Regions from separate parts of the Homo sapiens genome. Here region 2 is linked to region 1. A link is an interaction called in ENCODE POLR2A ChIA-PET data of the cell type or tissue named here. Cell type or tissue: OCI-LY7. All regions are shown on one strand. Each heading gives the region's core, and the rest is flanking DNA. Links, peaks and the distances in the headings are about the cores only.

Region 1 (5,385 bases), core at 215-5,214:
ATTTGAACCCAGGAAGTTTACTCCAAAACTCATATTGTCTAAAGCACTGTATCATATAGACTTCAGGTAGATTATTTTATCTATGTATTTTATTTCAGAATAGTAAGCTATTTACTAAATACTGGTCCGATAAAAATGAGATGCAATGGTCTCGAAGCTCTCTAGGCCTCTCCTACCTCTAAAATCCTTTTATTCTGGCTGTGTTCCTAAACACTCTTCTCATTCAAGTTAACCTGGAAGCAAGAGAACTTTCCTGAAGAGGCACCGTGTTATATCAAATTAGCGAGGCCATTTTGCTTTGTTTATTTATTTTATTTATTTTTTTGAGACAGTGTCTCACTCTGTCACCCAGGCTGGAGTACACTGGCGCGATCTCAGCTCACTACAACCTCTGCCTCCGGGGTTCAAGCGATTCTCTTCCTCAGCCTCCTGAGTAGCTGGGATTACAGGCATGCGCCACCACTCCCGGCTAATTTTGTACTCTTAGTAGAGACAGGGTTTCTCCATGTTGGTCAGGCTGGTCTCGAACTCCCGACCTTAGGTGACCCGCCCGCCTCGGCCTCCCAAAGTGCTGGGATTACAGGCGTGAGCCACCACGCCTGGCTGCTTTGTTTTTTAACCACGATACTCAAGTCTAGCAAAGATGCAATACAGGTTCTTAAACATTCCTGGAGGGAAGGCAACGAATGATCCCTTCTCAACATAAATTCAGCAACACGCCCCAAGAATTTATAAAATTCTCACATTCTTTGACTCTGGCTTCACTTCAGAACATCTTTCTTAAGGAAATATTTGTTATTGTGGTAGAATATACACAACATAAAATTTACCATTTTAACCATTTTAAAGTCTGTGATTCGGTGGCATTCAGTACATTCACAATAGTGTACAACCATTACCACTATCTAGTTCCAAAACATTTCATCACCCAAAAAGGAAACCCCATGTCCATTAAACAGCCACTCCCCATCCCGCCTCCCTCGGACTCTGGCAACCACTCATCTGCTTTCTGTCTCTATGAATTTGCCTATTCTAGATACTTCATATAAATGGAATCACACAATATGTGACCTTCTCTGTCTGCTTCTTTCACTTCAGCAAAATGTTTTCAAGGTTCACCCACATGGTAGCATGCATCAATACTTCATTCTTTTTTGTTTTTATTTCTTTTATTGACATAAAATTCACATAACATAAAATTAAATATTTTAAAGTGTACAAATCCATGACGTTTAGTACCTTCACAGTGCCCTGCAACTACCACCCTATTTCCAAAACATTTTCATAAGCCCAAAATAAAACCCCATATACATTAAGCAATTAATCCCCATTTTCCCCTCCCCTCATCCCCTAGCAACCACCAATCTACTTTTGTTCCCCTATAAAGTTAACTCTTCTGGATATTACTCATATAAACAGAATCACACGTTATGTGACTCTGTCCGGCTTCTTTCATTTAACATTAGGGTTTTGAGGCTCATCCACGTTCTGACATATATCAGGACTTCAGGACTGCACATCTTTTTATGGCTGAGTAATATTTCTTTTTTTTTTTTTTTTTTAGATGGAGCCTTGCTCTGTCACCCAGGTTGGAGGGCGGTGGCACAATCTTGGCTCACTGCAACCTCTGTCTCCCAGGTTCAAGTGATTCATTCTCCTGCCTCAGCCTCCCGAGTAGCTGGGATTACAGGCACCCGCCACCGTGCCTGGCCAATTTTTGTATTTTTAGTAGAGACGGGGTTTCACCATGTTAGCCAGACTGGTCTCAAACTCCTGACCTCAAGTGATCCACCCACCTCGGCCTCCCAAAGTGTTGGGATTATAGGCGTGAGCCACCGCGCCCAGTCTGGCTGAGTAATATTTCATTGTATAGAGATACCACATTTTCTTTGTCCATCCATGGGTGGTCATTTCCACTTTTGGATTATTGTGAATAATGTTGCTATGAACATTTGTGTACAGTTTTTATTTGAACACTTGTTTTCTTTTTGTTTTTCTTTTTTTTTTTTTTTTTTTTGAGACGGAGTTTTGCTCTTGTTGGCCAGGCTGGAGTGCAATGGTGTGATCTCGGTTCACCGCAACCTCCGCCTCCCGGGTTCAAGCGATTCTCTTGCCTCAGCCTCCTGAGTAGCTGGGATTATAGGCATGTGCCACCACACCCAGCTAATTTTGTATTGTTAGTAGAGATGGAGTTTCTCCATGTTGGTCAGGCTGGTCTCGAACTCCTGACCTCGGTGATCCTCCCGCATCAGCCTCCCAAAATGCTGGGATTACAGGCGTGAGCCATCAATTGAACACTTGTTTTCAATTCTTCTGAGTACATACCTAGAAGTGGAACTGCTGGGTCAGACAGTATTCTATGAATTCTATGTTTAGCTTATTGAGGTCCTGCCAAATTGTTTTCACGGCAGCTGCACCATTTTACATTCCCACCAGCAATGTTCCAATTTCTCCTTCTCCACATCCTCGCCAACACTTGTTACTTTTCTTATTATAACCATCCTAGTGGGTATGAAGTGGTATCTCATTGTAGTTTTATTCGCATTAATCTAGTGATTAATGACATTGAGCATCTTTTCATGTGCTTTTGGCCATTTATATATATTATTTGGAGAAATGTCTACTCAAGTCTTTGCCCATTTTTAAATTGGGTTGTTTGTCTTTTTGTTGTTGAGTTGTGCCTAAGGAAGTAATTTTAAATTTTAAAAAATATAGCCGGCGTGGTGGCTCACGCCTGTATTCCTAGCACTTTGAGAGGCCGAGATGGGTGGATTACCTGAGGTCAGGAGTTCAAGACCAGCCTGGCCAACATGGTGAAATCCCGTCTCTACTAAAAATACAAAAATTTGCCAGGTGTGGTGGCAGGCGCCTGTAATCCCAGCTACTACACAGGAGGCTGAGGCAGGAGAATCGCTTGAACCTGGGAGGCAGAGGTCGCAGTGAGCTGAGATTGCGCCATTACACTCCAGCCTGGGCAACAAAGCAAAACTCCATCTCAAAAAAAAAAAAAAAAGAAGAAGAAGAAGAATATGATCAGGGAACTACAAACAGTTTTCTGGGCTGTGGTATAAGGTTCAGTGCAGACAAGCAGGAAGGAGCTAGAACTAGAAGGATTTTTCATGCTAAACCTTTACCTGAAGGCCCAGGGAGCTTCAGAAGGAGGTGCCATGATCAACCTATGTGTTGGAAAGATCACTCTGACACCCCATGGAGGATGCACTATGGTGGGGCCAGACTAGGGTCTACTCAGGAGGCTGTTGTGAGACAAAAGGAACTAAGACAGTCGCGGTGGGCGGGGACAGGAAGTAAGACATTAACAACTGCCGCACATTAGACTGTGAGCCACACAAGGTCAGAAAGCAGATATGATTCCTGTATCAGAGTTCCTGCCTGTTACGCATTGAACGCTGTCTTAGTCCATTTGGGCTGCTATAACAGGGTGGCTTATAAACAACAGAATTTGTTACTCATAGTTCTGGAGGCTTGGATGTCTAAGATCAAGGCCCTGACAGCCTCAGTGTCTGGTGAGGGCCCACTTCCTGGTTCACAGATAGTGCCTTCTTACTATGTCCTCACATAGTAGAAGGGCCAGGCTAGCTCTCTGGGGTCTCTTTATAAGGGCACTAATCCCAATCATGAGTGTTCTGCCTTCCCAAAGACCCCACCTCCTAATACCATCACCTTAGGAGTTAGGATTTCAACATATGAATTTGAGGGGAACACAAACATTCTGACTATAGCAGAGTATGTCCCTCCAAAAGAGCTATGTTGAAGTCCTAACCCCCAGTACCTCAGAATGTGACCTTATTTGGAAATAGAGTCATTGTAGATGTAATTAGTTAAGAAGAGATCACACTAGAGTAGGGTGGACACTTAATTCACTATAACTGTTGTCCTTATAAGAAGACAGTCATCAAGAGTTTGAGATCAGCCTGGCCAACATGGTGAAACCCCGTCTCTACTAAAAATACAAAAATTAGATGGGTGTGGTGGCACACACCTGTAATCCCAGCTATGTGGGAGGCTGAGGCAAGAGAATCACTTGAACCCAGGAGACAGAAGTTGCAGTGAGCCAAGATCGCACCACTGCACTCCAGCCTGGATGACAGAGTGAGACTCTGTCAAAAAAAAAAAAAACCTTGAAACACAGAGTGGGCAAGCAAATTTCCCAAGGTTTCCAAAGCTAGTTAAATGGCAGAGCCAGGATCTGATGCCTGGCAGGCTGACTTCAGGCTCCAGTGCTCTTACCCAATATACTATGCAGCTGTTCTATTAAATATTTGCCGGAAAGTTCAACAGATGGATAAATGAATGACTGGATCAATCTGGATTTGGTACCAGAGTAAAAAGTGAAGATGGGTGGGGTGTGGTGGCTCATGCCTGCAATCCCAGCACTTTGGGAGGCTAAGGTGGGAGGATTACTTGAGGCCAGGAGTTCAAGACCATCCTGGGCAACATGGCAAGGCCCCATCTCTATAAAAAATAAAACAATTAGCTGGGCGTGATGCCCTGAATCTGTAGTCCCAGCTACTCGGGAGGCTGAGGTGGGCGGATCATTTGAGTCTGGAGAGATCGAGGCTGCATTGAACCAGGATCAGGACACTGCATGGGTTCGATGGCTCACGCCTGTAATCCCAACACTTTGGGAGGCCGAGATGGGTGGATTGCTTGAGTCCAGGAGTTCAAGACCAGCCTGGGCAACATGGAGAAACCCGATCTCTACAAAAATACAAAAATTAGCCGGGTGCTGGTGGTGTGTGCCTGTAGTCCCAGGTACTCGGGAGGCTGAGGTGGGAGGATCACTTGAGCCCAGAGGCAGAGGCTGCAGTAAGCTGAGACCTGTGCCACTGCACTCCAGCCTAGGCAACAGAGTGAGACCCCTCCTCAAAAAAAAAAAAAAATAAGTGAGGATGACTCCCAGGTGTCTGGCTCAGATGACTTAGTAGGTAAGGTATCTCCATTTAATGAGACAGGAAAAAGAGAGGCGACATCAGATTTGTGAGGTGGAGGTTGGAGTCTGGGGAAACAACAAATATGTTCTTGAAATGCTGAGTTTGAATTACCAAGAAGACAAACAAGTGATGTCCAATAGACTGCTGGACACATGGGTCTGGAACTCCAGAGAGGCGCATGGGTTAGAATTATAGACTTGGGAGCCATCAGTATACTTAATGTCAGGGTTTGAATGAGATCACCAAAGCACAGTGTATAGAAAGAGAAAGCAGATGACCCAAGACAGAGCCCTGAGGACACTGGAATTCACAGGGCAAGGGAAAGAAAAGAATCCTTTACTTCCTAGCAAAGGGTCTGTCGTGGAAACGACAAGTCAGGTTGTGGTGGCTTGAGGAATGAATAGAAAATGAATCACAGGGTAAATGTATGTGT
Region 2 (5,385 bases), core at 55-5,054, 83 kb before region 1:
CGTTACAGACAGAACGAATTTTAAAATTTGTATTTGCTGGAATACACATAAAATATCACAGGAAGTATCTGCAAGAACCTATCTAACCCAGGCTGCCAGTAGGGAAGCAACTGGGTGCCGGGAAAGATGAGTTTCACTTTTTTTGTTTTTTTGAACCATGGAAATGAATCAGCCTTTCAAAAAAGTAAACTGAGAAAGAGGCAGAAAAAAAAAAAACAAAGAAAACAGGGGTGTGGGAAGAATATCAAGACCAGCCCTTCACAGTTCAAAGCCTTTTGGCTGGCCCGTCTCAGGGGTCCTAACGTCCATGTTATGAGGCTCCAAAACAACAGGCAGGAGAATGAGATGAGCGAAGCCTTTCAACACTGGACTATCAGACCAGAATACAAACTATGTATGTATAATATGTTTAAAGAAATAAAAGAAGGAGACGAACACATGAGTGAAGGACAAAAAAACTACAAAAAACAACCGGGCAGATTTGATCGGGAACCAAACACGACTTCTGGGAATGAAAAATATAACGATCTTAATTAAAATTTAAAAACTCAATATATAGATTTAATAGCATATTAGATGCAGCTGAAACAAATTAGCTAACTGGACAACACATTTAAATAAATTAAATGTGTTGCACTTTGTGAACACTGTGAAGCACTAAGAGACACATCACGCCTGTAATCTCAGCACTTTGGGAGGCCGAGACAGGAGGATCGCTTGAGGCCAGAAGTTTGAGAGCAGCCTGGGAAACATAGCGAGACCCTGTCTCTACAAAAACAAGAAAAAAAAAAAAAATAGCCAGGCATGGTGGTGTGTACCTGTAGTCCCAACTACTCAGGAGGCTGAGGCGGCAGAATTGTTTGAGCCGGAGAAGTCAAGGCTGCAGTGAGCTATGATCACACCACTGTACTCTAGCCTGGGTGACACAGCAAGACACTGTCTCAAAATAAAGGAAAGGAAAGGAGAGGAGAAGAAAAGAAAGGAGAAGAAAGGAAAGGAAAGGGAAAGGAAAGGAAAGGAGAAGAAGGAGGAGGAGGAGGGAAAGAAAGAAGAAAGAAAGGTAGGAAGAAAGAAGGAAGGAAGGAAGAAAGGAAGGAAGGAAGGGTGAAAATGATTAATCTAAAGTTCCAGAAGGAGAGAGGAAAGAGAATGGGTAGAAGCAGTGTTTAAAGAAATAGGGCTAAGAATTTTTCAAAATTGATAAAAGACAAAAATTTACAGATTCAAAAAGCTCAGTGAATCTCAAACAGAATAAATAAAAGGAAATTCATACCTAGACACATCAACACTCATGATAAGGAGATCCTTACACGCATAAAGAGAAAAAATAATAGCTAACACTTGACTAGCACTTAAAATGTGCTACATCTGTGGCAAGTGCTTTACATATTAGTTAATTTAATCCTCACCATAATCTTATGAGGTACTGGTACTGTTATCTCCCCCATTTTACAAAAGAGGAAACTAAGGCACATAGAGGCACAGGGAGGTTAATCAGCTTGCCCAATGTCACACAGCTAGAAAACCAAAGAGCTGGGATTTAAATCCAGACAGTCTGATTCCAGAGGCCATAACTTCAACTACTATTCTATGATCCCATTCACCAAAATACCTTTCATCTATAAAGGAATGGCAATTAGACTAACAGCTACTTTCTCAATAGTAATAATGAAAAGCAAAACATAAAAAAATAATATTTTCAATGTGCTTAAAGAAAATAACTATCAATTGTGGACCCAGACAAAATACTTTTCAAGAATAAGGAAGAAATAAAGATACTGTAGAGAAAAATCAAGAGAGCTGTTATTTTTCTTGATAATTTTGCTTTGCTCAATAAACAAAATGCTAAAAGATAAACCTGAGGCAGAAGGAAGGAAAAACAATCCCAGATAGATAAGATGAAAGGAAGAATTTTGAGCAAAGAAAATGATGAAGATGTTGTTAAATCTAAATAAACATTGATTGTATGAAACTATAATAACAGTGTGTAATTTGGGGATTTTTTAAAAAAAAAGATAGGACTAATTTACTGGATAACAACAACACACAAATTGGAAAGGTACGCGCTTGGAATTAGAGCATTCCAAGATCCCTATATCATTTTGGAGTAAGACAAAGATTGTAACTACCTTTATACTTTGATAAGTTAGTTATTTGTGCTCAAATTTCTTTTTTCTTTCTTTCTTTCTTTTTTTTTTTTTTGAGATGGAGTCTCGCTCTGTCACCGAGGCTGGAATGCAGTGGCATGATCTTGGCTCACTGCAACCTCCACTTCCCGGGTTCAAGCGATTCTCCTGCCTAGGCTTTCTGAGTAGCTGGGACTACAGGCGCCCGCCACCACACCCGGCTATTTTTTTCTTGTATTTTTAGTAGAGACAGGGTTTCACCGTGTTAGCCAGGATGGTCTCCATCTCCTGACCCTGTGATCCACTGGCCCCGGCCTCCCAAAGTGCTGGGATCACAGGTGTGAGCCCCGAGCCCGGCCTGTGCTCAAATTTCTAAGAGAACCACCAAAAAAATATAAACTGAGGATAGGAAACATCTAAACTACTAGAGGGATAAAAAGGAGTAAGAAAAAATAATCCAAAAGGAGGCAATGAAAGGGAGAAAGTGCTGAAATGCAAAACATACGCAAAGCACAAAACAGGCCGGGTGCAGTGGCTCACACCTGTAATCCCAGCACCTTGGGAAGCTGAGGTGTGAGGATTGCTTGAGCTCAGGAATTCGAGACCAGCCTGGCCAACACAGCCAGACCCTGGCCCTACCAAAATTTTTTTTTAAAGAGCCAGGCACAGTGGCATGCACCCGTAGTCCCAGCTACTTGGGAGGCTGAGGTGGGAGAATTGTGAGCCCGGGAGATCAAAGCTGCAGTGAGCTATGATCACGCCACTGCAGTCTAGCCTGGGCAACAGAGTGAGACTGTGTCTCAAAAAAAAGCACAGAATAAAATGGTAGGAGTAGATGTAAATAAATCAGTAACTATAACAAATGTAAATGTACTAATACTTCAGAAAAATACAAAAATTATCAGACCTTTAAGGAAAGAAAATACAGTTATAAAGTCTTTATGAGACCCATTTCTAAAACATAATTATGCAAAAAGGTTAAAATAACAAAATGGAATAATATACGAACAGGCAAATAACCAACCAAAATAAAGCTTTGTAGCTATATTAATAATCAGATAAAACAGATTTTAAGGCAAAAAATCATTAGAGGGCAAAGACTGACTACATAATGATATGTAGTTTTACCAGGAAGCTATAACAACTCTAAACTTATAAGCATCTAATAGCATAAGCTCAAAAACTATAAAGCAAAAAAAAAACTACAAGCAAAAAGACAAATCCACCATGAGAGCAAGAAAATTTCATATATCTCTCTAACTATTGATAAATAAAGCTGACAAAATAATCAGTAGGAATAAAAAATAATTAATGAAATCAACAAGCTTCATCTGTACATATATATAAATATATACGGAATATTAATCCTAATAACTAGAGAATACATATTATTTTCCAGTATACATGCAACATATATAAAAATTGAGCAAAGCCTGGGCCAAAAAGCAAATATCAACAAATTTCAAAAGACTTTTTTAGATCAGCACTGCCCAACAGAAACATAAGCCACATGTGTACTTTTAAATATGGTAGCCACATTTTAAAAAGTGAAATTAATTTTGTAGTTTCTTTAATTCATCATATCCAATATATTATCATTTCAACATGCAATCGATATGAAAACTTTTTTTTTTTTTTTGAGACGGAGTCTCACACTGTTGCCCAGGGTTGGAGTGCAGTGGTGCGATCTCGGCTCACTGCAGTCTCCGCCCCCGAGGTTCAAGCGATTCTCCTGCCTCAGCCTCCTGAGTGGCTTGGATTACAGGTGCCCACCACCACGCCTGGCTAATTTTGTTTGTTTGTTTGTTTTCAGTAGATACAGGGTTTCACTATGTTGGCCAGGCTGGTCTCAAACTCCTGACCTCATTATCCGCCCGCCTAGGCCTCCTAAAGTGCTGGGATTACAGGCGTGAGGAACCGCGCCCAGCCATGAACAACTATTAATGAAATGTTTACTTTTTTTTGTACTGAGTCTTTGAAATTCAGTGTATATTTTACACTTACAGTACATCTCAATTTGGACTAACCAAATTTCAAGTGTTCAATAGACACAAGCGGCCAGTGGCTATCAGACTGGATAACTCAGATAAAGACCAACTTCTCAGACCACAATATCATTAAGTTAGAAGGCAATAAAGACAAAAGCAACAAAATATGTTTGGAAATTAAGAAATACACTCTTAGCCAGGCGTGGTGGCTCACGCCTGTAATCCCAGCACTTTGGGAGGTCAGGCGGGTTGATCACCTCAGGTCAAGAATTTGAGACCAGCCTGGCCAACATGGCAAAACTCCATCTCCGTGCTAAAAATACAAAAATTAGCCAGACGTGGTGGCACACGCCTGTGATCTCAGCTACTTGGGAGGCTGAGGCATGGGAATTGCTTGAAGCTGGGAGGTGGAGGCTGCAGTAAGCCAAGATAGCACCACTGCACTCCAGCCTGGGGGATAGAGCCAGACTCTGTCTCAAAAGGGGAGGGGAGGGGAGGGGAGGGAGGGGGAGGGAAGAGAAGGGGAGGGAAGGGACTTTTAAATAACAGATAGGTCAAAGAAAAATTGTAATTAAAAATGATAAAATATTGAGATTGAATGATAAGACTGTATGTTAAGTCTATGAATGCAGCAAAAGCGATAATTAAAAGGTTCTTTTATAGCTTTAAATGACTTTATTAGAAAGGAAAAAAGGCAGAAAACTAATGAACTAAGCATAATTTTTAAGACTTTATAAATAGTAGCATAAACTGAACGGAAGGTGACATTGACAACAAACATATAGTGGAGAGGATGAACAAACCAAAAATCGGTTCTTTGAAAAAACTGACAATTGTCTGACAAGATTGATTAAGGAAAAGAGAGGAGGTATAACTAGCTAAAATTTGGAATGTATAATTACAAGTGCGCAGTCCTTAAAGATAAGAGGCTATTGTGAAATACTGTATGCCAACATGCCAATAAATTTGAAAACTCAGATGAAACAAATAGATATCTAGAAAAGTATAACTTACCAAAATTGATTCAAGAGAAAAACAACACTGAATAAACCTATAGCCACAAGATAAATTGAATCAGTAGGGAAGGAAACACCTTCCCTAAAGAGAACATCAGTCCATACTTTTTTTAACCAGCCATTCTATCAAAATGTCCAAAGAACAAATAATTCCAATCTTAAATACATTATCCCAGAAAATAGAAAACAAAAAGATAATCCACAATTCATTCTATGAAGCTAGCAAAACCCTGATACCAAAATCTCACAAGGGTA

What was found. Peaks named below come from ENCODE experiments on the same cell type or tissue, not always from the same donor. Only the 100,000 strongest peaks of a DNase experiment are listed, where the experiment ranks them.
Region 2: POLR2A ChIA-PET joins it to region 1 with 5 read pairs; 5 of 35 experiments call an interaction of 5 or more read pairs at or near these places.

Annotation. Positions count from the first base shown.
Region 1 is chr1:31,886,087-31,891,471 of GRCh38, forward strand. No RefSeq gene overlaps it. Among named protein-coding and RNA genes, the nearest start is that of PTP4A2, 50 kb to the right of the region's middle. RefSeq lists enhancers at 835-884, 3,109-3,158, 3,449-3,598. In OCI-LY7, for the core only: no CTCF peak of the experiment used is centred there; DNase peaks (open chromatin) are centred at 985 and 3,285; H3K4me3 peaks cover 1,204 bases; H3K27ac peaks cover 2,041 bases.
Region 2 is chr1:31,802,798-31,808,182 of GRCh38, forward strand. All of the region lies in intron 2 of SPOCD1 (SPOC domain containing 1), which reads right to left. Among named protein-coding and RNA genes, the nearest start is that of SPOCD1, 11 kb to the right of the region's middle. In OCI-LY7, for the core only: no CTCF peak of the experiment used is centred there; no DNase peak of the experiment used is centred there.